Linked DNA regions of Homo sapiens: region 1 is linked to region 2. A link is a loop called in an ENCODE intact Hi-C map of the cell type or tissue named here. Cell type or tissue: PC-3. All regions are shown on one strand. Links, peaks and the distances in the headings refer to the core of each region. The heading gives the core; the rest is flanking DNA.

Evidence for each region. Peaks named below come from ENCODE experiments on the same cell type or tissue, not always from the same donor. Only the 100,000 strongest peaks of a DNase experiment are listed, where the experiment ranks them.
Region 1: it touches region 2 in a loop (19-fold over the local background); 5 of 110 quality-filtered maps call a loop at or near these places.

What each region holds. Positions count from the first base shown.
Region 1 is chr3:75,543,130-75,559,203 of GRCh38, reverse strand. No RefSeq gene overlaps it. Among named protein-coding and RNA genes, the nearest start is that of MIR1324, 80 kb to the left of the region's middle. In PC-3, for the core only: CTCF peaks have their summits at 6,698 and 6,903 (motif pointing right); a DNase peak (open chromatin) is centred at 6,893.
Region 2 is chr3:75,420,590-75,436,663 of GRCh38, reverse strand. LINC02018 (long intergenic non-protein coding RNA 2018) reads right to left here and starts at 1,356. Exons shown (of 3, transcript NR_151705.1): 1 at 1,251-1,356. It also overlaps the pseudogene ALG1L6P and the pseudogene FAM86DP. RefSeq lists silencers at 643-1,072, 1,393-1,802 and enhancers at 1,143-1,322, 2,033-2,092, 3,492-3,786, 11,017-11,518. In PC-3, for the core only: a CTCF peak has its summit at 6,855 (motif pointing right); a DNase peak (open chromatin) is centred at 6,863; H3K27ac peaks cover 349 bases.

The sequences.
Region 1 (16,074 bases), core at 3,004-11,003, 120 kb before region 2:
ACGTCCTACCCAGCCCTAGGTCCCTTAAACCTTGATTTTATACAACACATGTTTTTGTGAGCTCCAAGTTGGGCCAAAGTGCCTGGGTCAAAGTGGCTGGGGCAAAGCTACAAATCAACAACATCTCAGCAAAGCAACTGTTTAAAGTACAGGTCTTTTTCAAAATGGAGTCTCTTATGTCTTTCCTTTCTGCATAGACACAGTGACAGTCTGATCCCTCTTTCTTTTCTCTACATTTCCCCCTTTTCTTTTTGACAACACCGCCATCGTCATCATGGCCCGTTCTCGCTGGTCGCTGTTTCTCCGTAGCTGCTGGATACACCTGTAGACTAACAATAGAGAGGACAGACATACAAGGATTAATGCAAAATTTGCAATAGTGGAATTTCCAATAGTTTTAATCCAAGTGACAGGCTTAAGATTTGTGAGGCTATTAACAACTTTTACCATTGCCTTAGTTTCTGGCACCAGATTTAACTGGGCTTTTGATGTTTTAAAAATTTGTTTTTTCAATCTAGAAATATCTAAGGTAAGATTATCTTCTTTTCCCTGTAGATGGTGTCTAACCATGTCCCAGTGATGTTCAGATTCGTTATAGACTTGAGGTGTAATACAAAAATCTGACATATTCCAGTCACACTGTAACTGAAAAAGATATTCCAAGCTCATGAGCCTATCTCCCATTCAAATAACAGTTTGTCTAAGATCATTAATTTGATTTGTCAATTTTTGATCTATTTGAGTCTGAGAATTCCACACTTTTGAGGAATTCTTTTGCCATTTATTCACATATTCTGCAGTTTGAACAGAGGAGTGTAAAGCAATTCCAGCAGCCACAGCAGTAGCTGTGACTGCAATAAGACCTATAATCACTGCAATCAAAGTAAAAATGAATTTTTTAGATCTGGTTAGAACTCCTTTTAATACTTTTGTTAAGATGTGTACAGATGGAGAAGCTTCCCACGGTCGGTCCATGGACACAGGGATCCACACACCTTTTCTTGCCCTTACTAACAGAATACGATGCTGCCAATCAAAAGTTGAATCAATGCAAGTAAACAATCTACAATTTTCACAGGTTATAGTTTGGGAATCTGGTTTAATAACTATGTTTCCTACAACTAGCATATAAGGGGGTTTTACACAACTTTGCAAAGGAATTGTCAGATTGGAATTTAGGTTAAGAGTATAATATGGCTTATGATTTTTTGTTCCCATAACTTGATTTTCAGACCAAATTCTAGTGTGGTATGAGGCCACAGTAAGCTTCTATAATTCTGGGTGTTCAGGAACAACAACAGGACTAACTAACTTTGGTCGGGGTGATGAAATCCCCATTTCACCCCATTTCCATGGATAGGGTCATTCTAGCCTTCTATAAACTTGGTCTAGTTTTTTAGTTAAATCACTATTATAGGCTGGATTAGGGGGCCAGACAGATAGAGCCTGTGAACACGAGTGGGTCTGGCCCATACAATCATAATATAACTGGCCTCGAGGGGCCCAGTCTATAATAGTTCCAAACTTATTGTTTTGTAGTACCACTGCAGTATCAGCCACACATTCTTCCTAAACTAAGACTTTTGGGTCTTTTGATTCTTTTGGAATTTCCTCGGGGCATGGTTTCCCTTTAGGCCTAAATTTTAATGATCTTTGATAGGAAGAATTTTGTAAATTATTTATTTGTGACCCGAGTGACATTCCACTTATCACATGATAAGTAAATTTACTGGTGCCACTGACAGTAGGTACTTCTACCAACCAATTTTGGATAGTAGGCATTAAGCATCCTGGTGCTTTTCCCAAGCAAATAGGAGGATAATGATACCCAATGGAAATGTTTATCATCATTCCTTCTTCTTCAGGTTGGGCAGGGCCACGGTTATCTGTGGGGCCTGGTACCCATACACTGTTATTAACATATATTTCAATAGGATTATCTATCCAAGTGACTGCCCGAATTAAGGGTGGGAAAGGCACATAGGCCCAGTAAGTATAGTTAGCTCTAGCGGCTCCCACAGACGTAGGGAGACTTACCACTGTTGATACAATCATTAAAGCTGCAAGCAGCATATTCTCTGGAGTTTGTGTTACCCTTGTGTTTTCCAGGCTTTTTTTAGCTAACTGTGTCAGCTTCTTTAGCTGGGCCCAGGTCGGCAGCTCCACCTTTTTGGTGGATGGCAATTTCATCTGTTTTTCTGATATTACCATTTTATTCATCCTGCGAGTCGATGATGTTCGATTGTGGGTTTTTTGTCTCTGCAGAGGCGCCTTCCTTTGTATCTCTGATGGGTTCATTGTAGAACTTCAAATGTCTAGTGGGTACCCAAACAGGAAGCTGATTTTCTCCTGGTGAAACACAAGTAAAACCTCTCCCCCATGTTATCACTCTACCTATTTCCCATGTTTTATTTTTGTTATTTTCCCACCAAATCAGTTTTTCCTCATGTGGGCTGTTCTTTTTACCGGTAAAATGTTATTCTGCAGGAGTAGTGGTTTGATTTCTATATATATTTAAAAAATTTAAAGTACAGAGTGCTATATTAAGTTGCATCTGAGGAGTGTTATACTGTTTACTGTCTTTTTCCTTTTTTTGTTTAACCAATTGAGCTTTGAGTGTTCTATTAGTTCTTTCAACTATGGCCTGTCCTTGGGAATTATAAGGGATTCCTGTTGTATGTGCAATTTTCCATGGATTTAAAAATTTTTGAAATGCTTTACTACAATATCCTGGCCCATTATCTGTTTTAATTTTTTTTGGAACTCCCATGACTGCAAAACAAGATAATAAATGTCTTTTAACATGGGAAGTACTTTCTCCTGTCTGACAGGTTGCCCATATGAAATGTGAATAAGTATCAATGTTACATGGACAAATGACAATTTTCCAAATGAAGGTACATGTGTAACATCCATTTGCCATAGTGCATCAGGACATAAACCTCTGGGATTAACTCCTGCCTCTTGAGTGGGCAGGTGTAAGACTTGACACTGAGCACAATGTTGTACAATATTTTTTGCTTGTTTCCATGTGATATCAAATTTGTTTTTTAATCCTGTTACATTTACATGAGTCAGGATATGAAGTTCTTGTGCTTCCATGAAGGCAGATGATACTAGCAAATCAGCTTGTTCATTTGCCTTAGTTAAAGGCCCTGGTAAATTAGTATGTGCTCGAATGTGACTAATATAAAATGAGAACTTTCTTTTTTCACAGTTTGTTGTAACAATTTAAACAGCTGATTTAACTGATCATCCATACTATATTTGATTAGAGCTGTCTCAATATCCTTGGTAGCCTGTACTACATATGTAGAATCCGAAACAATGTTAATAGGCTGATTAAAATCTTGTAACACTGAAATGACAGCAACCAATTCTGCTCTTTGAGCTAAGTGATATTGAGTTTCAATGACTCGTTCTTTTGGTCCAGTGTAAGCCTCTTTTCCATTGCTGGAACCATCAGTAAACACTGTCAGAAGATTTTCTAAAGGTTTATGTCTGGTAATTTTAGGTAAAATCCAAGTAGTCAATTTTAAAAACTGGAAGATTTTTGCTTTTGTGTAATGATTATCAGTAATTTCCACAAAATCAGCAAGACCAATCTGCCATGCACCAGAATTGATAAAGGCTTGTCTAACCTGTTCCTTATTTAAAGGAACAATGATTTTATCTGGGTCACTTCCACACAATTTTACTATTCGTAATCTTGCCTGATTACGAATTCGTAAACTTGCCTGATTACGAATTCGTAATCTTGCCTGATCAAATGTAGCCATTTGATCTAAGTACAATGTAAAAGTCTTAATTGTACTGTGAGGAAGGAATGACCACTCTACAAGATCTGTATCTTGAACAATAATGCCTGTTGGAGAATGTGCAGTAACAAAAATTAAAAGTTGGAGTGGGGCTGAGTGATCTATTCTATTTACTTGTGCTGACTGATTTTTTTTCTTCAACTAATTTAATTTTTTTATTTGCCTCTGGGGTTAATATTCTTTTACTATTCAAGTCTGGATCCCCTCTCAAGATAGAGAACAAGTTTGACATGGCATAAGTAGGGATGCCTAAAGTTGGCCGAATCCAATTAATATCTCCTATCAATTTTTGAAAGCCATTTAATGTTCTTAATGTGTCTTTTCTTATTTCTACTTTTTGTGGTTTAATGTTTCTTTCCTCTACTTGCATTCTCAAATAATGAAAAGGAGTGGAGGTCTGAATCTTAGTAGATGCTATTGTCAGGCCTGCGTTTGCAACGTCTGCTTGCAGAAATGTGTAACAGTCAATTAATTTGTCTCTTGTTTCTGCAGCACACAAAATATCATCAACACAATGAATGATATAACAGTCTGAAAACTTGTCTCTAACTGGTTGAAGAACTTGAGCTACAAAAGTCTGACAAATAGTTGGACTATTAACCATTCCCTGAGGCAACACCTTCCACTGAAATCTGGTGGCTGGTTCTTTATTATTTATAGCTGGTATAGTAAAATCAAATTTTTCAAAATCCTGTTTTGCCAGAGGAGTGGTAAAAAAGCAATCCTTCAGATCAATTATAATTAAAGGCCAATCTTTGGGAATCATGGCTGGAGAGGGCAGCCCAGGTTGGAGAGGCCCCATGGATTGAATTACTGCATTAACGGCTCTTAAATCAGTTAGCATGTGCCATCTGCATGATTTTTTCTGAATTACAAACACAGGAGAATTCCAAGGCGAAAATGATGGCTCAATATGTCCCTTTTCTAATTGTTCCTTTGCCAATAAGTGTAAAGCCTCCAGCTTTTGTTTTGGTAGTGGCCACTGATTTACCCATACAGGCTTTTCTATTTTCCAAGTTAATGGAATGGGTTTTGGAGGCTCTACAGTGGCCACTCCTGAAAAGGATACTCTAATCCCTTTTTTTCTGTATTTTCTTTAGCCTCAATTGGAACTTTAATGCCTTCTCCATTTTTCCCTAGTCCTTTGCCAGGGAGATATCCCATTTTAGTCATAATTTTTTGACTAGTGGCGCTGTATAGGGAGACTGGAATAGTAATCTCTGAATGCCACTGTTCTAATATGTCTCGGCCCCATAAATTAATTGGAATAGAAGTAATCATAGGCTGAACTGTACTCTCTTGATTATCAGGTCCCAGACAATGTAAAATTTTGGCACTTTGATACACTTCTGAGGCAGTGCCCACACCAACAAGTCCTGCAACGGGCTTTTGTTTAGGCCAATTTTTTGGCCATTGATTTAAGGCAATGATAAAAACATCAGCCCCAGTATCCACTAATCCTTCAAACTGCTTTCCCTGAATAGTAACTGTACACAAGGGTCTATTCTCTGAGAGCTGACTAGCCCAATAAACAGCTTTTCCAGCAGGGTTGGTACTTCCAAACCCTTCTGTTCTTTCTGTTTTGCTATCTCCAATTTTAATATAAGGCAAGAGCAGTAATTGAGCAATTCTCTCACCTGGATTGGCACTCCAGGGAACAGTAGAGCTGATCACTAACTGAATTTCCCCTTTATAATCTGAATCAATTACCCCAGTATGAATTTGGACTCCCTTTAAATTTAGACTTGATCTTCCTAAAATAAGGCCTACCATCCCTTCTGGCAGCGGGCCATATACCCCTGTAGGAATCTTTTGCGGAGGCTCTCCAGGGAGTAAAGAAATAATCTGAGTGAACATAAATCTACTGCAGCACTGCCTGCTGTGGCGGGGGATAACTCTTGTATTGTTGTAATTGGCTGATTTCCTGAAATGGTGGTATTTACTGTGGGGGTTGTTGTCCCTGAAAACCCTGAGGAACAAATGGCTGAATCGGGAATGCCCCACTTTGTTGTGGGGCCTGGGGCTGGCCCCTCTTCCCGTTTCCCGACAATGGTTGTCCATTTTTATCAAATTTAGAACAACATTCCTTAGCCCAACGTTTTCCTTTTCCACATCTTGGACACAGGCCAGGTGCCTCCTTTTTTTTGCTCTGTTTATTTAAGCCTGGACAATTTTTTAGATGACCGATTTGACCACAGTTATAACAGTTTCCCCCCAAATGTTTTAACTTGTCCTCCTAAAGCAACCCCTGTAATTGCTTGAGCCATTAACATTGCTTTATGCATAGCTCTTCCAATCCCATCACAAGCCTTCACATATTCTGTAATTACATCAACTCCTGCTGAAACCTTTTCTTTTAATGGCTTTATAGCCGATTGACATTCTGGATTTGCATTTTGATAAGCCATTATTTCTACAATAACTTTTCGGGCGTTATTATCTGCAATGCATTTTTGAGCTGCATCTTGCAACCTTGCCACAAAGTCTGGATATGGCTCTTTAGAGCCTTGTCTGATTGAACTAAAAGAAGGGCAGGAGGTTCCTGGGTCCTGAATCTTCTCCCAGGCCCTGAGGTAAATAGCCCTTAGTTGTTCAATAGCCTCATTCTGCATTACTGATTGTTGGTTAATAGTGACCCAATTTGGACCTGTTCCTAGCAACTGATCTGCATCTATATAACCAACAGGATTAATAGCCTGATTTTTCCATACCTGTTCTTGTACCCCATCAATCCACCAGGTTTTAAACTGTAGATACTGAGAGGGTGAGAGGGAAGATTTAACCAAAATTTCCCAATCTTAAGGAATAAGTCTATTTCCATGAGCAATGGAATCTAATAATGTTCTCATATAAGGACAGTTGGGTCCATATTGTTTAAATCCTTCCTTTAAATTTTTTAACATTTTCATGGTGAAAGATTCATATCTAGCCTCAGTTCAGACAGATGCTCCTGTTTGACTCCCTTTTCTGGCCGGTATGGGTTGTAAAATTACCGGATACTGCCATGCCTCAAGATCTCCCTGTTTTCTGGCTGTAGCAATGGTCTCATGCAGTGCACCATCTTGTCCACTAGGTGGTGCTGTAGGATCAAACGCCATCGCCGTGGGTTGTTGATATAGTGTCTTGCTATTTAGCACAGGACGCACCACCTGAGATCCATACTGAACCTCTGGAGACGGCCGATACTGAAATTCGGCTGGCGGCTGGTGTTGATAAACTACCGATGGTTGGGTTTTATTTTCTACTGCCTGCTATTGTGGATACTGTGCCTGGATTAGCATTTGAGATTGTGATGTCACAGGTATCTGAACCGCGGGAGAAGGAGATGGTGGCCATCATGGTCTAAACTCTGATGGCCCAAATAATTCTGGACCTCCTTTCCCCAATTTTGATGTTTCAGGATATATTGCTTCCTGTAACTGATTATAGTCAACATTTTGCATTGACTGAGCTATTACAGGCTGTACTGCATTTTTACAATGTGGACTTTCCATTCCTTTCTTAAACTCTGTTCCTGCCTCTTCTTCACAATCTATTACACAGCTTTCAGGGGCATCAAAGACTGAAATGCTATCTTCTTCTATTTGAAATGGTTCTAAAGTTGCTTTAGTAATGGCCCAATCATTCCATACTGTAAGTGGGATGATTTTACCTTCCCGAGTTGCTTGTTTTAGTCCTTTGCCAATTTTTTCCCAATCTTTTAAATCTAAAGTTCCCTGTTCTGGAAACCATGGGCAGAATTGTTCTACTGTTTGAAATAGCGTAACTAAATTTTCTGTAGAAGCTTTAACTCCCCCTCTTCTTAAGAGAATTTTGATGAAGCTGAGATAAGAGGCATATTTACTTTCAGTTTGCCCCATTGTTACCCTGGATTCCTCCGAGCGCACAAGCTTACTGCAAGGCTGACTGTGGACGTACTCGGGAATCTCTTGTCGGCTGTCCTCAATGCTCATGTTCTTATCGTACCTTTACCCTAGAGAAAGGCCCCACATTGGGCGCCAGATGAAGGGGTGGCCTGCCCCTCCACCCCTGTGGGTATTTCTAGTCGGGTAGGATGAGAGACGAAGAAAAGTTTTGTACTAACCTCCCTTGTACTAACCCCCTTTCCCTGGCCTCTTCCAGCTTGTCTTCTTCTCTCCCAGTAGTTTCTTCATGAAGAGGCCATGTGCTAAATTCCATGAGATATTTCACACTCAAAGAAGGCTTCTTTTATACTCTTTTGATAATTTGTCTGGGAATCACTGTCTCAATTTATAAGGGAGTTTGTAATAAATACAGTAAAAGAGAAACACACAAAGTATTTTGAGATATCAGAGAAGGGAGAAACCAATTCTATTAATATTTGGGGTTAGCAGGGAAGGCTTAGTTAAGAGGTGACATTTGAACTAAGCCTTGAAATAAGAGAAGGATTTGGACATGCAGTAATGGGGAGAGAGTAGAAGCAAGACATGATGGTTAATGTTATGTATCAATTTGACTGGGTTGTGGGGTGCCCAGATATTTGGCTACACATTAGTCTGGGTGTGTCTCTGAGGTATTCTGGATGAAGATAACATTTAATTGGTAGACTGAATAAAGCAGATTGTCCTCCCCAATATGGGTGAGCCTCATCCAATCCACTGAAGGCCTGAACAAAACAAAAAGGTGGAGTCACAGAGAATTTGCTCTTTTTTCCTGATTATATTTGAGCTGGGACATCAATCTTTTCCTGACTTTAGATGTGGACTCGAGTTGGAACTATATCATTGGCTGTCCTGGGTCTCCAGCTTGCTGGCTGCAGACTCCAGGACTCCTTAGCCTCCATAACCATGTGAGCCATCCCTTACAACAAATCAATCTGTCTCTATGTGTATAGCTCTACCTCTATCTCTCTGCTCTTTCTCTGGAGAACCTAGAGTAATACACAAGGTTATATTAGAGAAGAGGATGACCCAAGGAAAAGTGTGGAGGCAGAAAAGTGCAAAGAGGTTTTGGGAAGACTGGGGTCCTGATGGGGAGTTTGGATTTCACTGTGTGTAGCATGGAGAATCCTTGAAAATATTCAAGAGGTGAAAATTGTATTCGTGGAAGAACACCAGGAGTATGTGAAAAGAAAAACACTCACTCCATTTTGACTCCACTGAAGGGGGCATCAAAGGGATGCACTGGGGACATGGGTTGGAGGGTCATTGAGGCCATATCTGGAGGATCCTTACTTCTAGGCTGAGTCTGAAGTTATCTTTCTGGGGAGTGGGAGATTACAAATCTTTGAGCTCCACTGAAGAGATGGTTTTGCTAACAATGACAGGGCGATGGTTGTGGTGGTGGTGGTGGTGGGAAAATGGTATCATGAATTCTAACTGGGCTTCTGTTATTCTAGCTGAGAAAGTTTGGTAATGGACTTTCAGTAGAATAATACAGATCTGGGAATCAACTGCATGGAGGAGGTAGTTATAGGTGATGAGATGGCTCAGGGACAAAGTTTGGTAGAAGGAGAAAAGATACTAGGCTGGTACAAAAATAATTGCTATGATTGCCATTACTTTTAATGGCAAAATCCACAATTACTTTTGCACCAACCTAATAGGGTGCAAACTTCGGAGCCATCTGCATCAGAGGGATTGATGAAGATCAACAAAGTTTGGGAACACAGGAAAGGAGCGGGGAGGGTAATGACTTGAGGGCATAGCAGGGATAATCAAGGTTTTTCTTGTTAGCATGTGGAGACTTAAGCATGATTATATATTAAACGCCTGGCACATACATCGTGAAAAATATTTATGAGTGAAATGACAAGTGAAGGTGGTGAGTCATGGGAGTTCCAAGGGAATGGGTGATAAAGGGAGGTCTCAAATGAGACACAAGTGGAGAAGGTAGCTTGGGAAAGGAGAAGGATGTTTCTCCTTATAAGATGGGAAAGGCAGAGGAAGAGGGTCAAGATACAGTGATCTAGGGGTGAGATGGAAGTGAGTTGAGAGAACTCAACTCTGGGCTCTGAAACCCCTAGGGATGGGTTTGGGGGGCTTTGAGATATGGAAGAGGTTAAAAGTCAATTGTTATAGCAAATATGGTTTGGAATTTATTTGTGATGCTTAAAAATATTGCTGAACAGAAGTGAAGTCTATCCTAGAGTTGGATGGTGAGATTATTTAGTGGAACTACAAGATCCATGATGTGATTCTCTCCAGTATCATTCAGCAGCCCTTAGGCAGTTGCGAGGCAAGTCATCAATGGGGTATGGAGATTTTCCAGGTGGGTGTGGTTGAAAGCAGGGAAGAACGAGTTTAGGAGCACATTACAAGAAGAAGGTGACTGTAAGGTCCAGGCTGAGCAGGAAGGTAAAGCAAGAAGGAAACATGAGGTTGTGAAGAGAAGTTTAGAGGGATGAGGAGGCAGGAGAGGTGAACAGTTGCGGGATGTAGCTAGAGTGGCGATGTTAGATCTTGGGGCCAGAGAGCTTTACAGTGATTATGAAGATCAAAGGGCATTAGAATCAAGCTATAAAGAGCCACTGTTTGATGTTGGGATGTGAGGATGCTGCAGGTGGATGTCTGCACATTGATGGTGAGAACATGGTCACCCTGGCCCTGCTGGGTCTTTGCTAAAGAAAGTGTGCTCTGTTCTTGGGGCCATTTTCATCACCTGATTAGAGCAGTGGTCCCCAAATGGTGTTCTTTGGACCATCTGTATAAAATGTTCATAGGTCAAGGATAAAATGGAAAAACAGAGAAAATGTCACAGAAATGTGCCCATTGGTGAAAGACCACCAGCTGTCCTTTTTGGAGGATTGTTCTGTATTCTAAAAATGTATATATTCTATTCTTTTAAAACATTTTTGTATTTGCATTTTTTTCCCTTTTATGAAATGCCATGGGGTAGAAATTTGTAATGTATCCAATTCTCCTGTCTGCATGCATTGCCCTGTGGTGGGGGAGGGGTTGTGGCTAGTTCTGGCCAAGAGGCTGGGGGCAGAGGTGTAGTGTGAGACTTCTAGCCTAGGGCATTTAATTCTTAGTACAAGACTCTCTAGCATTCTTCTCCCTCTGTTCCCTGCTTGGTGATACTCGAGGTAATGCAACCCCCATTAGCCTTAGTCTTAGGGCAAGTTTGATGGAAAACAGAGCACCCCTTACCTCCCTGCAGATGTAACATGACTGAGAAAAACAACTTCTGATGTTTGAAGTTACCAAGATTTAGGAGTTGTTTGTTATTGCAGCAAAACCTCACCTATTCTGACCAATCATGGTGGAATTTGTGTGTGTGTGTGTGTGTGTGTGTGTGTGTGTGTGTGTGTGTGTGTGTGTGAAACTGGTAGTTTAAAAAAGTTCCTTCTTACCAAAAAGAAAAAAAAATTGCAACCTTATGTTGGTTCTCAAATTAAAAAAATATTTTTACTGGTTTATAAAATAGAAAAATCTGAGAATCTGTAGCTTAGAGAACTATAGTGTGGATGTCTATAAAGACCAGGTTATTTTATCAGCTCCTAACACCCCTTAATAGAAGCTTAGCCAAAACTTGGACTATTTCAGTCTTTCCCATTCCACATTCCATGGACTCTTGAAGAGACATTGATGAAACGGTGCAGCCATGAACCACCCTCACTCAATCCTAGTGGCAGAATCCCCCTTTTACTGCAGAATGAGCTTCTTGCTACAGTGATACTTGAACCCCTTAGATATATCCTGTACTAATTATATTAAAACACGACCAATGATTTTGCTTTGTTGTCCCCCAAATTCAACAAATTAATCATGAGAACCCAAAGAATTGGATTTAGTGTAACTGATTCCAAAGTGTCAGTAAGAACATAATTAGGTTATAATTTTCTCCAGTTCAAATAAAAGAAAATTGGCAATAAAATGCTGATCGATATGTGTAGCTCAGGAGGTAGAGCCTGCTTTGAGATGCAGAAGTGTTTGTTTTTTTTAGATCTATATTCTTGAGTAAAGAAAAAATCCATCTCTCTTTCCTAGAGGGGAAGACTTTCAGAGATGGGCTTGGCAACAGCCTGACTATCAGAGGCTGAATTAAACAAATAGGTACCTCCCTGGAGTGAATGGTGCATTTCTCGTGTTTGGGGAACCGTGCTTTTATGGTGGAGTTTGCTTTCTGTCTTGGTCTCCGGATGTGTGTATCTGTGGGTGGATGTCTGCATGTAAATGGCAGTGTATACCTGTGTGGGTGTGTAAAAAATTCCCATGTGAATCTCAGCTTTGTGGGGATCTCCAGGTCTTGAGCCCAGCAGATGCCATTTGAAGAAAAATCACTTGAAAATGAGACAGAAAGAATGGAAACTAAATCCTAGCTCTAAAGACACCAGGCTGATTAAAAAAAAAAAAAAACTCTGGATCTTCTTTGTTTTGGACTCTACCTACCTCCAGATGACATTTCTGTTTCCTATGAGATGATTAGAATGAAAGAGATCCTGAGCACGAAAGAGCAGACAGTGTGTGATTGTGTGTATGTCAGGGTGTCAGCTGTGACACTGCTGACATTTTGGCTCAGCAATTTCTCTGTTCTATGTGTGGGGGTTCCCTGTGCATTTTAGGATGTTGAGCGGCATCCCTGGATCCCTGGACTCACTGGATGCAGTAACACAACTCCCCCCAAGTAGAGACAAACCCCAGCGTCTCCAGATATTGCCTAATGTCCCCATAGGGCAAAATAGCCCCATCTGAGAACTGCTGCTTTCATAAAGTACAATGTCAGGTGAAATAGGTGGAGGCTGTTTGTAGTCAGGGGTTAGTAGAGATGGAAGAGACCCCAGGAATATCCTGGAAGGGGCTGCAATATTTTGTTTCTTGAATTGGGTGTCGGTAATATGGAGATGTTCAGGTTTGTTGTTGTTGTTGTTGTTGTTGTTGTTGTTTTGAGGCAGGATCTTGCTCTGTCACCCAGGCTGGAGCACAGTGGCACCATCATGGCTCACTGCTGCCTCTGCCTCCTGGGCTCAAGCAGTCCTCCCACCTCAGCCCTCCTGAGTAGCTGGAACTACAGGCATGTGCCATCACTGTTGCCTAATTTTTGTATTTATTTATTTTTTGTAGAGAGGGGGGTCTCACTACGTTGCCCAGGCTGGTCTCGAGCTCCTGGGCTCAAGCAATCTGCTCACCTTGGCCTCCCCAAGTGCTGGGATGACAGGCATGAGCCACTGCTTCTGGGCAGTATGTTTGGTTTTTAAGAAAAGTACTGTGTTGACCTCTTCTGTGTGCACATTTCTTTAAGTAATAATTCAATAAAGCATTTAGAAAAATTGGTCATAATAGGAGTGATTTGTAGAGTGATTGGAATGAAAGCTGATCACCTTAATTTGAACTACTCTGAAATGAGCACCAGGGGCCACCAAGAGGAGCCTTTCAAGGTGTCATAGCCAAGGAGAGGACTGTGTTGTGTACACCTCTGCATAAAGGATTTGCTGGTTACATGCAAGGATGAGGCCTCCTTCTGAGGACAGAGGCAGCAAAGCAATTGGAAGCCCAAAGCATTGAGATTTCTAAATGGACTTTGCTAAAATCTTGTGGATGACTCATGCTCTTAACATACACCCATGTACATATTGTCCATATAAACATTAATTCTGTAACAAGGCCCACACATAAGGGTTTTTTTTTTCTTTTGAGACAGTCTTGCTTTATTGCCCAGGCTAGAGTACAGTGGCATAATTGTGACTCACTGCAACCTCTGCCTCCTGGGTTCAAGCAATGCTTGTGCCTCAGCCCCCCGAGTAGCTGGGACTACAGATGCACACCACCATGCCTGGCTAATTTCTGTATTTTTAGTAGAGACAGGGTTTCACCACGTTGGCCAGGCTGGTCTCAAACTCCTGGCCTCAAGTGATCTGCCCACCTCAGCCTCCTAAAGTGTTGGGATTACAGGTGTGAGCCACTGCGCCTGGGACCACTCATAAGGTTTGAGTTGAGATAGAGAAACTCTGGCAGGACTGAGGAATTTGGCCACAGTCTCTGGGAAATATGCACAATTTCTGGAATCTTCTCTACTTCCAGAGTTCCCACTTTCTATCTGTCTCCTATTTATTCAACAAACTTGTATGGAACCACAGTGAGTCTAGAACTTGCCAGGTGTGGAGGATAAAAAGATGACTGAGGTTGGGCATGGTGGCTCATGCCTGTAATCCCAGCACTTTGGGAGGCCAAGGCAGGCGGATCACTTGAGGGCAGGAGTTTGAGCACAGCCTGGCCAACGTGATGAAATGTCTCTACTAAAAATACAAAACTTAGCCAGGCATGGTGGCATGCACATGTAGTCCCAGCTACTTGGGAAGCTGAGGCAGGAGAATTGCTTGAACCCAGGAGGCAGATGTTGCAGTGAGCTGAGATCACACCGCTGCATTCCAGCCTGGGAGACAGAGCGAGATTCCATGTCAAAAAAAAAGATGACTGGGATAGAGACTCCATCAGAGTTGACTCTAACACAAACTTGGTAAGAGCCCAAGGCCTGGCTGGGCAAGCACCTTGATCAGCTTCATCCTGCAGCCTCTACTAGAGTGAAGAGCACTCTTTTCTTTACCCATGAAAATGTTTTGTGCTTCGTACCTACAAGTACAATTTGTGTTAATTCTGCAAAATTTGCCGTATAACTGTTCCTGTATTCTTAGCATTTTTCCTTTGAGAGATTTTTCATCACATTATCTTTGGGCTATGTGGAATTGGAAATTTACTTAGAGTCAACAACAACTTCAGGAAAGTCAGTTCTTAGTCAAGAGTTAGGTTTTCAAAGACAGTGGATAAAATAAAAAATCTAGTACAGTCAAGATTATACGTGCAAATCCCCTCATCATTCATAAAGTTTAGCAGTCAGTCTTACCGTGGCTCACCAGGTCCAATCCATACTTCTTCCTCCATGATTGGAGCAGAGGGTGATTTTTTTTATGAGCAACTGATGAAGTCATTTAGAGACCATTTGCAGTAGGAACCGTGTGTACTAGAGTCCAATCAATGTGCCCTCATAGCACCATTTCTGCCTCTTTCCCTCTTTGTTCTTGCCAAGTACCCACAGTTCATTTTCCACAGATTAAAAGAGCCCAAGTTGGACCTATACCTAGGAGCACAATTGCTGCGTCATTTGGTAACTCTATGTAGAATTGTTTGGGAAGTTGTTAAAGTGTTTCTCACAGTGGCTACACCATTTTAATTCCTTCCAGCAGTGTATGAAGGTTCTAGTTTCTCTGCATCCTCACCAACACTTGTTATTTTCTGTATTTTTTTTTTTTTTTTGAGACAAAGTCTTGCTCTGTCGCCCAGGCTGGAGTGCAGTGGCACAATCTCAGCTCACTGCAACCTCTGCCTCCCAGATTCAAGTTACTCTCCTGCCTCAGCCTCCCGAGTAGCTGGGATTATAGGCACCTGCTATCATGCCTGGCTAATTTGTGTATTTTTTTAGTAGAGACAGGGTTTCACCATGTTGGCCAGGCTGGTCTCAAACTCCTGGCCTCAGGTGATCCACCTGCCTCGGTCTCCCGAAGTGCAGGGATTACAGGCATTAGGCACTGCACCAGACCAATTTTCTCTATCTTTGATTCTAGCCATGCTTATGGGTATGACGTGGTATTGCATTGTGGTTTTGATTTCTGTTTCCCTGATGATGAATTTCATTAAGCATCTTTTCATGTGCTTATTGGCCACTTATATGTCTTCCGTGGAGATGTGCCATATTTTCATATTCAAAAATGAAAGCACAGGCCCACACAAAAATTTGTACATGAATAATTACAGTAGCATCACTCCTAATAACCCAAAGAGGGAATTAATCCAAATGCCCATCACCAGATGAAGAGATACACCGACTGTTGTCTACCCACATGGTGGAGTATTATTTGATCACAAAAAGGAGGAAAGTACATACACTACAGCGTGGATGAACCTTCAAAACAGATGAAAGATCACATTCTACATGATTTCATTCAGATGAAAATCTATAGAAATAGGAAGTCGATTAGTGGTTGCTTAGGGCTGGTAGGGGCATGGGAGGATAGGGGGTGTTAGCTAAAGGGTATGAGGTTTCTTTTTGAGGTCATGAAATGTTCTAAAATTGACTGGTAATGTTTGCGTATATCTCTGAATATATTAAAAACCATTGAAATGTAAAAAATGCAAAGAAAAGACAGCCCAAGTTGCAATTTTATTCAACACTTGATTGGCTTTAAAAATAGATTCCAGGCTGGGCATGGTGGCTCACACCTGAAATCCCAGTGCTTTGGGAGGCTGCGGTGGGAGGATTGCTTGAGGCCAGGGGTTCCAGGCAAGCCTTGGCAACATGG
Region 2 (16,074 bases), core at 3,777-11,776:
TGCCCTGCCTTTCAACTCAAGACACAATAACTTTGAACTAAAATAATTATATTTTTGTTGTTTTCCACTCTGTCCCCACGTCTATATCACCACCACCCCCCCATCCCACCCCGCAGGAGCTAACTCCTCTTTCCTGTCCCTGCAAGATCAAAACTCCTCCTGCAAGCCCCGCTAGCTCTGTCTGCTCATCTTTGTGGCAGATATCGCTATTGTACTTTTATACTCATTTGTGTGATAAGTACTTCAATGTCCACTTCTTCCACGAGCCCCTGAGCCTCTGGAGGGCCCAGACCACACCTAGTCTTTCTCACCGTTACATCTCCCTTGTCAGGCACATGGTAGGTGCTTAATAAGTATTTGGTGAACGAATGGCTTGTTTGGAGACAGTCCAAAGGCTGGAGGACAGAGGGAAAGCTCCCTCCTTTCGGGCCCCAGACGGGTGGCGCTGATGGAGAGGTTAGGATAAGGCCTCCAGGACCGAAGCGTGCACCTGTAAGGCCCCTGCTAAAAAGACCTTCCTGAAGGCGGAGGTACTGCGAGAGTGTCTACGTTAGCCCAAGGCCTGACCCGACGATCCCAGGGACCCTCGCCCTAACTGGCCCCGCCTCCCGGGCCCCAAACCCAGACTCGGCCCCGCCCGAAGCTCCGGATCCTGGGGCCCGCCCCTGGCCCCGCGTCGGCCGACCGTGGGCTCGCTCCTGGGCGTGCCTCAAACCCTCCGCAGGTAACGCCTCCCAACTTGAGCCACATTCCGATCCCCTCCTCAAACCCCTCCCCGTTTCCCACACCCTGGATCCCTCGCTCCGTCTCGGCCCCGCCCCAAGCCCAGCTAGGTCTCGGCCCCTGAGCCCAGCCCCGACCGGCCTCCCAGTCCCTGGGTCCCTCCCGACACCGGCCCCTCCCTAAGCTCCGCCTCCCAGGGCCCGCCTCCTGAGCGCAGCTGGCAGCCCGGACTCGGCCCCGCCTCCTGGACCCTGGGCCCCTCCCCACGTCGGCCCGTCCAAAGCTCTGCCTCCCAGAGTCCGCGCACCGCCTGGCCATGTGCTACGACATAGTCAACCCCCCGCCCCGGCCCCGCCTCCTGAGCCCTTCTCTGGGTCTGGCCTTAGCCCCACCCTAAGACCTGTCTCCTGGGCTCTGCTCTGAGTCCCGCCTCCTGAACCCAATGGCGTTTATCCCCGCTCTAATGCTCGCCTCCAGGACTCTTATCCTGCCCACACGCAAGGCACCGCCTCCAGGACGCCACCAACCTGGACGCTTCTGAAGCCCAGCTTCCAGGATCGCCCTATCCTGACTCCGCCCCAGGACCCGCCAACCTGGACTCTACCCAGGACCTGCCCCAACGACGCTTATCCTGGCCCTACCCCAGGCCTCGCCCTCCTAACGCTCATCCTGGCCCCGCCCTACAGCCCGCCCCCAGGACGCTCCTCCTGACCCTACCCCCAGGCCCCGCCCCCTCTCTGCCGCCGCGCACTGCCCTGGGCCCACCCCCTCTTCAGTCCAGGCCCGGCTTCCGCCCGGTCTCCCGGCAACGCTGCGGCCCCGCCCACGTCATGGCGCCCGAGGAGAATGCGGGGACCGAACTCTTGCTGCAGAGTTTCGAGCGCCGCTTCCTGGCGGCGCGCACGCTGCGCTCCTTCCCCTGGCAGGGGGGCGGCGGGCGAGCGGAGAGGCCCGCGGGGCTCGCGGGAGTCCAGGGGCAGACGGGATGGGTCTCCGTGCTGAAACCCCCGGCGCTCCTGCCACGTGAGTTCCTGGGCTCTCCCCGGTCAGGGCCGCGAGACCCGGTCCCCGTCCCTGGGGCCTGGCCAGAGTCGCTCGCACCCCTCCTGCCCCGCGAGCTGGCGGCGGAAGATGAGGGCGTCTCCACCGCCTTGGGGGGGCAGACGCGTGCTCGGTGTGGGGTACAGTTCACGATCATTTTCACGACTTTTTAAAGGTAGTAATCGTTCTGGTCACTGGGACACAGCTGCCCTCGCCCATTCTAAAAAGTCAGCGCCCTCAGGCCCGCGGGTAACCACTTCATCCTGAGCACGGTGACCAGGTCACAGGCTGTCCCTCGTGCCTCAGTGTTCTCATCTGTATGTCGAGCACTGCACAGAATCGGATCATGCGCTGAGGCTTTCACGCCTGTGATGGAAGAGACAGAGAAGGGGGTGGCCTCTCCTCTCCCTGGGGACCTGCCATTCTCAGCACAGGCGCCTGGCAGGCAGCAGCCTCCCTTCTGCCAGCAGAGGGGCTTAATGCACCCCTCTCCATTTGTAATTCATGTGCAGTGAGCTCACTGGGATGAGTCAGTTCGGATATATATTCCTCCCTGGGTCTGCCCCATTTTATGGGGTGTTGCTTAATCATTTGCGTTATTCCATTGACATAAAATATTTAGCACTCAGAGATCAATTTTAGTCAGGAGAAATTTGTGCATTTTTAACCCAAAATAGAAACCTTCATAAAAGCATCATAGGTCTCCATTCAATATTGACTATAGTTGTTCACATGCCCACACTGAATGCTAACTTCGGCTCACCCTCAACACTGACGAGGTGGGTACTATTATTATCACTCACTTTTGACCAGAGAGATTGTTTGATTAGGGTGAAGTAGTTGAGAGTTCAGACCCAGGAGACAGCCTGCCTGCTTCGAATCCTGGCCCAACCCCTGGCCCTGTGTGACCTTGGGCAAGTGACTGCATCTCTCTGTGCTATTGTTTTCTTATTAATAAAATGGGGGATATAATGATACCTACCTCTTAGGGTTGTTGTCAGCGTTGAGTACAAAAGCCTGTGGATCAGTGCCTGGCTCATGGTAAATGCATGTCGGTGTTAGCTGGTGTTTTTATTCAGTCACAAAATGTTTAATAAATGCCTTCCATGAGCCAGGCACCATGGATCAGCAGTACCCATGATAGATGAGGCTCTGCTTGCATGGGAGAGCCAGAGAATAAACAAATAAATGAATAAACAAGAAAAGACCAGATGAGAGTGGCTTTAAAGCCAATAAAACAGGGAAATGGTGAATGGAGCAACTGGGGAGAAGAGTCACCAAGGTCGGGGAATCAGGGAAGCCTTCCCCAAAGAGGTGGTATTTGAACTGGGGCCTGAGTGGTGAGGCAGCCAGCCATGGGAAGGGCTTGGGGAACAGGATATGCAAAGGCCCTGTGGTGGAAACAAGCCAGCTATGGTTGAGGAAAAACAGCAAGGCAGCCAGTGTGGCTGGAGTGGAGTGAGCAGGGTGGGCCAGGGGTGAGGGAGAACAGGCCAGAGAGAGGGATTAGGACCAGGTCTTGTAGGGCCTTTTATGGCATGGAAGGAGCTCTGAAGCAATGAAGTGCCTTGCCGTGGGTCACATACCAGCCGAGACAGTTTGCCTAACTCAGGAGCCAAAGCTTGCTGCTGGGCTTGAGGCCCCTGTAAGAGGACAATGTAACCCAGGCTGGTATGAGCACATTCTGCATTTCTACTTAAACTCAGATGGCAAGCCCATCAAACCTTGTTGCCATGGCTGCCCTGGTAATTCCTGGCTGACCAGTGCAACCAGGGAGCTGGCCCATGACCCGGGTGGCCGCTAAGTAGCCATGACTAATGCGGCCAAGAGTCAGTCTTCTTCCTGTGACTCATCCAATTGCACCCAGCGACATCTGAAGGTCAGGCTTTCAGCCACTGTGGCTTCCACTTCCAACTGGCTCCACGTCCCCAGGGAGGGATCACATAGCGCTTTGCCAACACATTCTATTGCGTGTTTTAATGTTCCTGTGAATGCGCCCTTGAGATTTCTCTCTCTCCCGTCCACACAGAGCTTAGAAGCAAAGTTAAGAGACTCATCAGATTCTGAGCTGCTGCGGGATATTTTGCAGAAGGTAAGAATCCCAGAGTCCCTGGGACTCATGACCCTGCCTCCTGAATCTCTCCGGAAGACCTGAGAGAAGAACCATAGGTGTGCTTATACCCTTTAAAAACACCCCTGTTCAAAGAACAAAACCATTGAGTCAGCACTGCAGGTGGGTGTCAGCACCTCCGACAGCTCCTGCACTTTCGTTGTCTATCTAAGACTTAGACAAAGACATCAGAATATACAAAAATCTGCAAGAGGGGTGAAATCTAGCGAATGTTTTTTAAACCATCCACAGCAAAAACAGAGATGACAGGTACAAAACAGCTTCTAGCATTTGGTAGATGCTCAGAGACTTTCTTTTTTGCATTCATGAGGCCTGTCCTGCCCACTCCTGTCTCTTCTAGACCTAAATGGGCCCTTGCTTTGCCCAGGGTGGGGTTTGGACTCAAGTGCATCTGCATGCAGGTGAGAGCCAGGATCACCACCCGGCCCAGCTAGAGGCTGACCTTGGCCTTGAGGGCCAAGTGCAGATCACCCTGCATCCTGGGTCTTCACCTTCGAAGGGCCATGAGCCCTTCTGAAAAGACAAAGCAATAGACTCCCTCCCAGAAAGAAGTACACCAGAAGAATATGTTTTCCATACAAACTCAGGGGAGACAGACATCCTCCACCCCCACCCACCCAGCCCATCCTAGGAGCCCCGGTGAAGAATTCCTGTGCTAGAGGTGAACCAAGATTATCCACATGGAAAAGATGCAGACACAGCAGGGAAGACTTTCGGGGCAATACAGTAGGTCAGGGCTTCGATCATGGAGATACCTGAAGTTATCTCACACCCTGCTCTGAGTTTCACCCTAAGCCTCACTCTCATAGGTGGTGAAGCATGAAATGTTGGGAGAGCTGCTTTAAAACCCAGCACAAGGCTGGGTGCACTGGCTCACACCTGTAATCCCAGGACTCTGGGAGGCTGAGGTGGACGGATCACCTAAGGTCAGGAGTTCAACACCAGCCTAGCCAACATGGTAAAAACCCATCTCTACTAAAAATAAAAAAATTAGCTGGGCGTGGTGGTGCACGCCTATAGTCCCAGCTACTCGGGAGGCTGAGGCAGGAGAATCGCTGAACCCAGGAGGCGGAGGCTGCGGTGAGCCAAGATCGGGCCACTGCACTCCAGCCTGGGCAACAGAGCGAGACTCTGTGTCAGAAAAAATGAAAAACCAACACCAGCATGAAGAGCCAGTGTATTGTGTGGGGTACTTTGCTGCCCTTGGGCAGAATCTGCATCCCACCCAGCCAGCAGGAGCTGCGGACTGTCTCCTCCCTCTCCCTCCAGGCTCCTGATTTCCCACCATCCCCACTCCTGCTACACCAGTCCCTCTGCCCTCCTTTCCAAGGGCCAGCCCGTGCCCACCTCAGAGCTTGCACAGGCTGTTCCCACTGCCTGGAACTTGCTCATCCTGCACTTGGCTTCTCTCGGCTTTAGTGGGAGTGTCACCCTGAGCGTTCCCTCCCCTCCATCCTGTCCCCAGGGACACACGCTCCAAGAGAGCAGTTGCTGAGTGGGCCTTCCCGCCTCTTCCATAAAGCCAGACAGTTGGCGACTGTCCTTACAGCAAACCCTGGTTCACACTGGCTCCCCTGGGAGGGAGGTGGTTTGGGCCCACATGCCCTGTGTTCCTGCTCAGAATGGGCATTAGAAATGCTGCCATAGCCTGTGCCACTGCAGTGGAAGCATCTTTAGAAAACGGCTTATATCTTAAGACAAACTTCAGATGCGTGGGGCCAGAACGCCGTGTCCATGTACATCTTTGCTGAGGGATCGGGTAGCCTGGAGTTTGCCCTCTGCTGTGTTGGCTTGAAGCTCATAGGAGACTTAAGATGGGCTCTCGAGCAACCAACGTTCTGTCCTTTGCCGTAGACTGTGAAGCATCCTGTGTGTGTGTGAAGCACCCGCCGTCAGTCAAGAAAGCCCGGTGCTTTCTCTCAGAACTCATCAAAAAGGTCAGTTATGGGCAGTGTCCGCCCAGTAGCCGGACAGCATAGCCACCTGCGTGCTGGAGACCCCATCCTTCCCAGGCCCTGGGCCTTCTTTGCAAACCCCAGCATGGCAGGGGCCTCCCCAGGCAACTGGCTGCATCTGAGTGTGACCCATGGGAGACAGTGCAGGGCAGGAAGAAGGGGAGGCCAGCGTCTCTCCCTCACTCTGCCTCCTGGGGTTTCCACAGCAGCTGCTTCTCTGGGGCGCCAGCTCCTAGCATATGAATTCTCATTCCTACCAGGCTGGTCCAGCCCACAGCACTGGAACCCTCACCCACACCCTCTGTCCTGCCCGCTGAAGGGTTTGGAGTTTCCTGCTCTTGTCCGTCTCTGGGTTGCCCCACGGGCCCCTTTTGGAAGATTTAGCTCTTGCCATACCTTTGGAACTAGTTCCTCTGGTGAATTCTCTGCTTTGATCCTGCTGGAATGAGCTCTTTCCTGACTGATATAGGATGGATTTTATTTTTTACTTATTTATTTACTTTTTTGAAACAGTCTCACTGTGTTGCCCAGGCTGGATTACCGTGGCACAATCTCAGCTCCCTGAAACCTCTGCCTCCTGGGTTCAAGCAATGCTCATGTCTAGCCTTCTAAGAAGCTGGGACTACAGGCACACGCCACCATGCCCGGCTAATTTTTGTATTTTTAGTAGAGACAGAGTTTCACCATGTTGGCCAGGCTGGTCTCGGACTCCTGACCTCAGGTGATCCGCCTGCCTTGGCCTCCCAAAATGCTGGGATTACAGGCATGAGCCACCTCACCTGGCCTAGGATGGATTTTAAAGATGGGCCTGAATATGCAGGGTTTGACATGGGGATGTCGAGAGGCCATTCCTCAGTAGGCAGAAGCAGACTTGCTGAATGAAAGGGCCACACTTTTAGCAAATAAACAATCCCCTGCTTCTCCAATACCTGCTTTCTCCCTAGTCCTCCCCAAAAGGGTGCATCTGTGGTCACCAGCAGTTCTGCCCTGTGCCACCAGGAGAGGGCAGCAGTCACCTAGTGTACCCTTCTGCTGCCCTATGAATCATAGGACGGGGCCAGCTGTGGAGAAGCAGCCTGCTGACAGCCACAGCCTGCAGCATGGGCCGCCCTCACAGTTCTGTCTGGGCTCACTTAAAAGCACCTTTTGTTTTCCTCCTCTCTGTGTTTGATCCAAACACAGAGCTCTCTGTCGTGGTCAGGTGGCAGCTCTCACGGAATCCTTGTCTCCTGCCCTAGACTACATCTAACCCTACCCTCTCAACACCTCTTGTTGAAGGCCCTCCCGTTCATGTTTCCCTACCAAGTGGAATTATTTTTTTTTAGAGACAAGATCTCTGTTGCCCAGGCTGTCCTGGAACTCCTGGGCTCAAGCAGTCCTCCCATGTCAGCCTCTAGAGTAGCTGGAACTATTCGGCACACACCACCATGCCCAACGAAGTGAATATTTTATATGCCAGCTGGCCGGTGTTACACCATTCCATCCCAAATCTCCCCTCCAAACTTGGTGAAAATCATCTGGCCATTTTTACAGATTAGAACAAAAGCAAACAAGCTCTCACTCTGTCTGCCCCCAGCACGAGGCTGTCCACATGGAGGCTTTGGACGAGCTGTATGAGGCACTGGCAGAGACCCTGATGGCCAAGGAGTCCACCCAGGGCCACCGGAGTTATTTGCTGGTATGAGAAGGGCACCCTCCTCCCCCTCACAGCCCAGATACACTTCCTGCACAGACAAAGTGAAAATGTGGGTGTGGGTTCAAATTCTGACTCACCCATTCTGCAGTCTTAGACATGAAGTCCATTAACCTTCTTTAGCCTCAGTTTCCCTGTCTGTAAATCAAGCACTTCAACAACAACAGCATGTCTCGTGGGGTTGTTGGGCATTTGTCCAATAGGTGACACACACTACCTGCTTCACAAGGACCTGGTGCCCAGTCCTCAAAGAATACTTGACAGGGCTGGACATGGTGGCTCATGCCTGTAATCCCAGCACTTTGGGAGGCCAAGGCGGGTGGATCTGAGGTCAGGAGTTCGAGACCAGCCTGGCCAATATGGTGAAACCCTATCTCTACTAAAAATACAAAAATTAGGCCAGGCGTGGTGGCTCATGCCTATAATCCCAGCACATAGGGAGGCTGAGGCAGGGGGATCACCTGAAGTCAGGAGTTTGAGACCAGCTTGGCCAACATGGTGAAACTCCATCTTTACTAAAAATACAAAAATTAGTGGGGTGTGGTACTGGGCGCCTGTAATCCCAGCTGCTCAGGAGGCTGAGGCAGGAGAATCTCTTGAACCTGGGAGGTGGAGGTTGTAGTGAGCTGAGATCGTGCTATTGCACTCCGGCCTCGGCAACGAGAGCGAATCTCTGTCTCAAAAAAAAGTACAAAAATTAGCCGGACATGGTGGCACACAACTGTAGTCACAGCTACTTGGGCGGCTGAGGCAGGAGAATTGCTTGAACCCAGGAGGCAGAGGTTGCAGTGAGCCAAGATCGTGCCACTGACTCCAGCCCGGGTGACAGAGCTCAAAAAAAAAAAAAATAAAACATAGATACAGAAAACCACAAAGGAAAAACATAGCATATTGAATCATCACAAGGCAGCCATCCCTTCATAGCCACACCTGGCCCCTGGCCACCACTGACCTGTGCTCCATCACCAGAATTCTGTTGTCTCAGCAATGTTCGATGAATGGACTCCAGTGTGGCCTGAGTGTCTTTCATGCTATGTGACACCCTTGAGGTCTGTGCAAGCTGTTGGTATGTCAACAGTTAGCTGCTTCTCATTGCTGAGTGGCGATTGGTCCTGTCATGGTTTATTCAGACATATGGTGGATGGCTACTTGTCTTCTAAGCCACTTGCCTTCTGATCGCTGGACTTACTCTCTCGCCCTCTCTTGGTGCAGCCCTCGGGAGGCTCAGTCACACTCTCCGAGAGCACAGCCATCATCTCCCATGGTACCACAGGCCTGGTCACATGGGATGCCACCCTCTACCTTGCAGAATGGGCCATCGAGAACCCAGCAGCCTTCACTAACAGGTGACCTTGTGGCACAGGGCAGGGCACTGAGGCAGGCTTACCCTGGTGCAGTTGAAGACACGGTCCCCTTTCCTCCCACCAGGACTGTCCTAGAGCTTGGCAGTGGTGCCGGCCTCACAGGCCTGGCCATCTGCAAGATGTACCGCCCCCGGGCATTCATCTTCAGTGACTGTCACAGCCGGGTCCTCGAGCAGCTCCGAGGGAATGTCCTTCTCAATGGCCTCTCATTAGAGGCAGACATCACTGCCAACTTAGACAGCCCCAGGGTGACAGTGGCCCAGCTGGACTGGGACGTAGCGACGGTCCATCAGCTCTCTGCCTTCCAGCCAGATGTTGTCATTGCAGCAGGTAATGGCCAGCCCCAGGCATCCTGTGCAGGTGGTGTCCATGCAGCTCTACCCAGCCCTTGGCTCTGGGAAAAGGGAACAATGGACGCTGTCGGGAATGGACATGATGGGGCTTCCAGAAGAGGTACTCTGGGCCTCCAGGGTGACATCAAAGGACAGGGGTGCCTCTTAAGGTGACCTTCAAGCCACAGACCTCTTGTTGGATACAGGCATACTCCCGTTTCAGTCATCACCACATGGCTCTGTCCCAGAGCCATGCCCTGTGTCCTTCAGAGACCACAGGAGGAAAACAACCACTTCTGAGATGAGGACAGGGCCCTTGAGAGAAGGTGGTGTTTGGCTGGGCCACCGAAAACCCCTCACCCCTGCCAGCACACTCAGTCCCCTCTCTGGTGGAACAGAGCTCTGCCTGTGGTCCTGGGTTCCAGCCCTGAAACCCACAGGTCCAGCGGTGGCCAGGGACACAGGCCCACCCCCTCAAGCCAGCAGACCAATTGGCAGACACCTGAAACACGAAGTTCACGGCAGGGTCAGGCTTTCTGTCATTCAAAGCCCTCTAGATAGGCCGAGAACCAGAGCTGGTTTTTTAAGGAACACCAGTGAGTCTGGAGATTTTTTTCTTTTGCTTCGGTCTTTTGCAGCTTTCTCTACTAAGGGTTCTCCTTTTTCACCCAAGTAATTGCCTTTCCATCTAATGGCCCAAATGGTCAAATGGCATCTAATAGTCTCATATGACCGCTGCCTCTCTGGCCTCGCCCTGCTGCTGAGGTCAGTATGAACTGGAACTTTCCACTTATCCCTTTCAGTAACCTGAAGCTTTCACCGTAGACGTGCTGTATTGCCCAGAAGCCATCGTGTCGCTGGTCGGGATCCTGCGGAGGCTGGCTGCCTGCTGGGAGCACCAGCAGTCTCCTGAGGTCTACGTGGCCTTTACCGTCCACAACCCAGAGACGTGCCAGCTGTTCACCACCGAGCTAGGTGAGCCCCCACGCCCACCTGGGCCTGCATGGTCCCCGAGCTGTCCCTGCGGGACTCCAGTGGAAGTGAAAGAACTGGGCGCCGGGGAAAAGCTAGGATGCCCCACACTCCCACATCATGCGGGGAACTCAGGCAGAGGCCGGCGAGCAGGGTGGGCTTGGGGTGTGGGGGGCTTGCGGCAGGAGGAGGGCGGCTCAGCAGAGGGAGGGAGGGTCTGAGCCCAGCAGCCCTACTATGTGCTTCAGAGCAGGGTTCCCTAAGCCCTTGGGCCTTGGTTTCATCTATAAAATGGAGGTGGTGGGAGGGGCAGTCGGGGTCATGGCTGGACACAGCTGTGGCCTGCAGGACGCTGGAGCACAGGCTGTACAGGCTGATCCACCACACCACTGTCCTGAGCACCCAGTTGATGGAAGACGAGCAGGGTGACTATAGAGAAGGGGAACTTCTCAGTGGGCCAACCACTGTCCTCAGACCTGACGTTTGTCAGCCCCCAGCACCTGTGAGGGTGTGCTGTCATTGTCCCATCTCACCGACAAAGACATTAGGACACACAGAGGCCAAGCGACCCTCGAGCTCCTGCAGACTGCAGCCCGGCCACCAGGCTCTCGTGCCTCCACACTACACCCAAGCCTCCCAATGCCACCAGCCTCTGCCCCAGCTCCCCCTGAGCACAGCCCCTCCTGGCAGCCATGTGCACAGATGCACCCGCAGCAGCCTCTGCCTGCACACAGAGACACAGACAACCCAGTGCCTGTCCACGTGGGGCAGCCCGTTAACTACAGAGCCAACAAACAAGCCAGCACATGAAGGCATACTGGGTTCCACGACAGAGTCCCGCACAACCTCGCACAGGAGGCTGGCCGGGCGCGGGGCTCAGGCCTGTCATCCCGGCACTTTAGGAGGCTAAGAAAGGAGGACTACTTGACCCCAGTTGTTCAAGAAAAACCTGGGCCACATAGTGGGACCCTGTCTTCACAAAACATACAGAAACTAGCCAGATGTGGTTGCACACACCTGTAGTCCCAGCTACTCAGGAGGCTGAGGTGGGAGGATGGCTTGAGCCCACGAGGTGGAGGCTGCAGTGAGCCCTGATCTCACCACTGCACTCCAGCGTGGGCAACAGAGCAAGACCCTATCTCAAAAAAGCAAAAAACCAAAAAAAAAAAAAAAAAAAGGAAGTCTTTCTTCAGATACTTACGTGAAAAAAAACCTGCAATATCTTTTAAATAAAAACAACAGTGCCAAGCAGCACACATAGTATAAGCCCCCGCCCACCTTTTTTTTTTTTTTTTCTTTTTGAGACAGAGTCTGGCTTTGTATTGCCCAGGCTGGAGTGCAGTGGTGCCATCTCGGCCCACTGCAACCTCCTACCTCCCAGGTTCAAGCTATCCTCCCATCTCAGCCTCCTGAATAGCTGGGACTACAGGTGCGTGCTACCACGCCTGGCTAATTTTTGTATTGTTTGTAGAGTTGAGGTTTCGCCATGTTGGCCAGGCTGATCTTGAACTCCTGACCTCAAGTGATCTGCTGTCTCAGCCTCCCAAAGTGTTAGGAATACGGGCGTGAGCTACTGCGCCCAGCCCCAGTTTTGTTTAAAAACTAATAATAATCACCCACACATGGTTATGAGTACCTATATTCCAACTACTCAAGAGGCTGAGGTGGGAGGATGGCTTAAGCCCAGGAGTTTGTGGCCACCTTGAGCAACATAGCAAGACTTCATCTCAAAAAAAATTTATCACAATAATCATTTTCACATAAGTATACCTATAGGGGAAAACCTAGAACATCTATATAGCAGGCTTGTCCAACCTGTGGCCCAACACAAATCTGTAAACTTTCTTAAAACAATATGAGGTTTTTTTGTGATTTTTTTTTTTTCTTTGAGCTCAACAGCTATTCTAGCTTTAGTGTATTTTATGTGTGGCCCAAGGCGATTCTTCTTCTTCCAATGTGGCGCAGGGAGGCCAAAAGATTGGACATCCCTGATATACACGTTAACAGGTGCCATCCTTGGATGGCAGGATTATAGAGATTTCTACACGTTCATATCTGTACTACGTCATTTTTATGAATACGCATTTTCCACTTGTAACAAAAAAAGTGACTGAAAATCATCCCGGGTCACAGTGTCTCATGCCTGTAATCCCAACACTGTAAGAGGCTGAGGCTTTGGGAGGCTGAGGTGAGCAGATCACCTGAGGTCAAGAGTTCAAGACCAGCCTGGCCAACACAGTGAAACCCTATCTCTACTAAAAACACAAAAATTAGCCAGGCGTGGTGGTGCACGCCTATAATACCAGCTACTCGGGAGGCTGAGGCAGGAGAATCACTTGAACCTGGGAGGCGTTGCAGTGAGCTGAGATTGCACCACTGCACTCCAGCCTGGGGAACAGAGTAAAACTCCATCTAAAAAATAATAATAAAAGAGGCTGAGGAAGGAGCATCGATTGAGGCCATGCGTTCAGGACCCCATCTCTACAAAATAAAAAAATTACTGGCATGGTGGCATGCATCTGTCATCCCAGCTACTCAGGAAGTGGGAGGATTGCTAGAGCCCAGGAGTCGAGGCTTTAGTGAGCAATGACTGTGCCGCTGCACTCCAGTCTGGGTGACAGAACAACATCGTATCGCAAAAAAAAAAAAAAAAAAAAAAAGAATCATCCTGGCTAATGGCTGTTCAGACATCTGTGCTTATGAGAACACCAGCCCCTTCTAAGCTGTGTGTGTGTGTGTGTGTGTGTGTGTGTGTGTGTGTGTGTGTGTTTTGAGATGGAGTCTCACTCTGTCACTCAGGCTGGAGTGCAGTGGCACAATCTCGGCTCACTGCAACCTCCGCCTCCTGGGTTGAAGCAGTTCTCCCGCCTCAGCCTCCCAAGTAGCTGGGATTACAGGCACCCGCCATCGTGCCTGGCTAATTTTTGTATTTTCGTAGAGATGGGGTTTCACCATGTTGGCCAGGCTGGTCTCGAACTCCTGAAGACAAGTGATCCGCCCGCATAGGCCTCTCAAAGTTTTGGGATTACAGGCATAAGCCACTGTGCCCGGCCACTTTCTAAGCTTTGTGAAGAGTGAGTTGACTGAGCAGCCAGGTAGATGTGGGTTCAGATCTCTGCTTCTGTCCTGCTGTGCCAAGTGCTGGGGCAGACGCGGGCAGAGAGTGGACAGTGGCATGGTGCCTGCTGCTAGCCATTTCTATGCAAAACCAGATTTCTAGTCCCATCCTGGTGGCCAATTCTAGGTACCTGGGTGGGCCTGGGAACCTGTGAAACAAGTAAACTGACTTAGACACCCCCTACCCCACCAGGCCTGTCCTAGCAGCCCCACACAAAACGCTCACGTCCTGTCCCCAAACACCGCCATCCTCAAGCACGTGCTCTGTTTCCAGGCCGGGCTGGGATCATATGGGAAGCGGAAGCTCATCATGACCAGAAACTGTTTCCCTATGGAGAGCACTTGGAGATGGCAATGCTGAACCTCACACTGTAGGACTCACACACGACTCCAACGGGATTGTGAGAATCAAGTCAATCTCATGGGAAGAATTTTTATATGGGAAAGCGGATAAAACTTTCATTGTACTGGAATGTTTGGAGAATGTTAAATTCCAAATCAGAAACCACAAACTGCCCTCTAATAAGACATCGGCTATCTAAGCGTGTGGGTGCCCCCTTTCTGCCAGCAGTTCTGGTTCTTACGAAAATCACCATATATCAGACATGAAAATTCTGGCTTTGTGCAGATAAAAAAGTGTGTATCAAGTATGACGTTCCCCCAATGTGGACACACTTGGTTCCTCAGAAAGCCAAGCCCACTGCAGCTGCCACATCCCTGGACACACTCGGTTCCTCACAAAGCCAAGCCCGCTGCAGCTGTCACATCCCTGGACACACTCGGTTCCTCACAAAGCCAAGCCCACTGCAGCTGCCACATCCCTGAGCCTATGGTGCAGCAGGTGCTTTTTTCAAGACAGGGATCAAAGTGTTAGGAACACGGCAGAAAGGTGACACCTGGAGACCAAATGCAGGATGAGGAGTACTGCAGAGGTCACAGGGAAGTCAGAGAACAGTAATACGCTAACAGGGGCACGGGGCATGAAGAACAAAAGACAGGAAGCGTTTCAGAGACTCCAAAGAAGAAATCAGGGCCAACCACAGCTTCCCGGGTCATTCACCAGGTGGCACCACTGCCGTCATTTCAGCTTCTGGCCACTGGGAGGCGCTGCTCGAAAGGGTTTGCCCTGACACTCCAAGAAGCTGCGGGAAGGACAGCAGGGGCCCTGGGGTTTTAGCCTCTGGCCCAGGAGTTATGTGTCCATAACCAAAGGGAGCACAGTCTGCACCCAGCTCTCATCCCATCAGAGCTGCTGCGACTCCTGCAGGTTCTTCCGGAACTGGTTTAGCTTGCCTGCAGGATCAGGAAAGTTTGAGAAAAGCATCTGCAAAATACTAAAGAGCAGAGCTTACCTCATTGCCTGTCCCCACCCCATCCCAGGTCACCACCTGGCTGACCCCAGGTCCCCGACCCAACAACAACCCCTCCCAAGTCCCTAACTCCCTCACTTGGACTTGAGACCCTTCACACCCCAGCAGCGCTCCGCCTCCCACTTGACATCATGCTTTCTGGAAACTTCCCCGTATGTCCCACTTTCCCACACTTGGTGCCCTGGAGCACCTTCCGGCCTCTACATGCTGTACGTTCCCCTGTGAGCACCCTCCTCTCGGCCTCTGGCCAACACAGTCCCACCCATCTGTGGGTAACAAGGGGGAGTGGGTGTTCTTTTCAGCCTTGCTAAACTCTCTGAATCAAGGATCACAAACTACAGCCTGCAGGCCAAATCCAGCCCACAGCCTGTGTTTGTAAATAAAGCTTTATTGGAAGAAAGCCACACCCCTTAATCTACAGATGATCTGTGGCTACTTTCACACCACAACAGAGTACCATGGTTCTGACAGAGACTGGGGGACCCAGTCTAAATGACTTCTGACCTGGACCTTTACTGAAAATCCTCCCAATCATTCTGTTGACAAGAATGATGTATTACTTTTTGCAATAAGAAACAAGTAACCTTTGCAGAATTCCACCCATCTTTCAAGGCTGGTCCCAGAAGTTCCCTTAGCCCATGCACCTACCTGATCCTGATCACTTCCTAAACTGCAGCCTGGCCCACCTGGATCCAGCATCATTTGTGGCGTGTCAGCTCCATAAATCCAGAGGGCAGGTGGCGTTGTGTCCTAACTTTCCCGAGCCTACTGTACTGAAACAGGACAGCAGAGTAGGCCAGCCTCTGTGACTTCTGCTCCCTCCCTAGCTTTTCCACCAGACCCCCCATGGTCCCACCCTGGCTGTGGGAAGCAGGGATCAGGGAGTGTGGCTCGGTGCCAGTCTCCAGAACCCTGCCCACCCTGGCGTGGTGGCAGACATGGCTACCTGCAGCTGAGCTGCCAGTTCCTCTGAGTCCTCAAAGACCAGGCCATTTTCTTCATGTTTCACCAGCTCATGTAAACTGCAGAGAGAACCAAGGGAACCCGAGAGCTTCCTGGAGAAGACACCAGACCCCTGGGGTGCCCAGCTGGGCTCCCACCCACCCCACGCTCAAGCCAGGCTGGGGGTTGGAACAGGGGGTGTGGTTTCTGGGAGCTGGTTCTTAGATTTGGCATCTGAAGGGTATAAAGGCCTGGCGGGGGTGCACATCAAAATGGCCAAACCGATTTGAGGAGGGAGCCTTAAGGAGGGTTTGTACCTTCTGTGCTGGATGCTCTTCAAGGACTGAAGAATTATTTTTGCATGTTTTTCTAAATTCCATGGCCATGGAACAAGTAAATGCAACCCCCTGGGGACTGGTTCAGCACATAAAAGA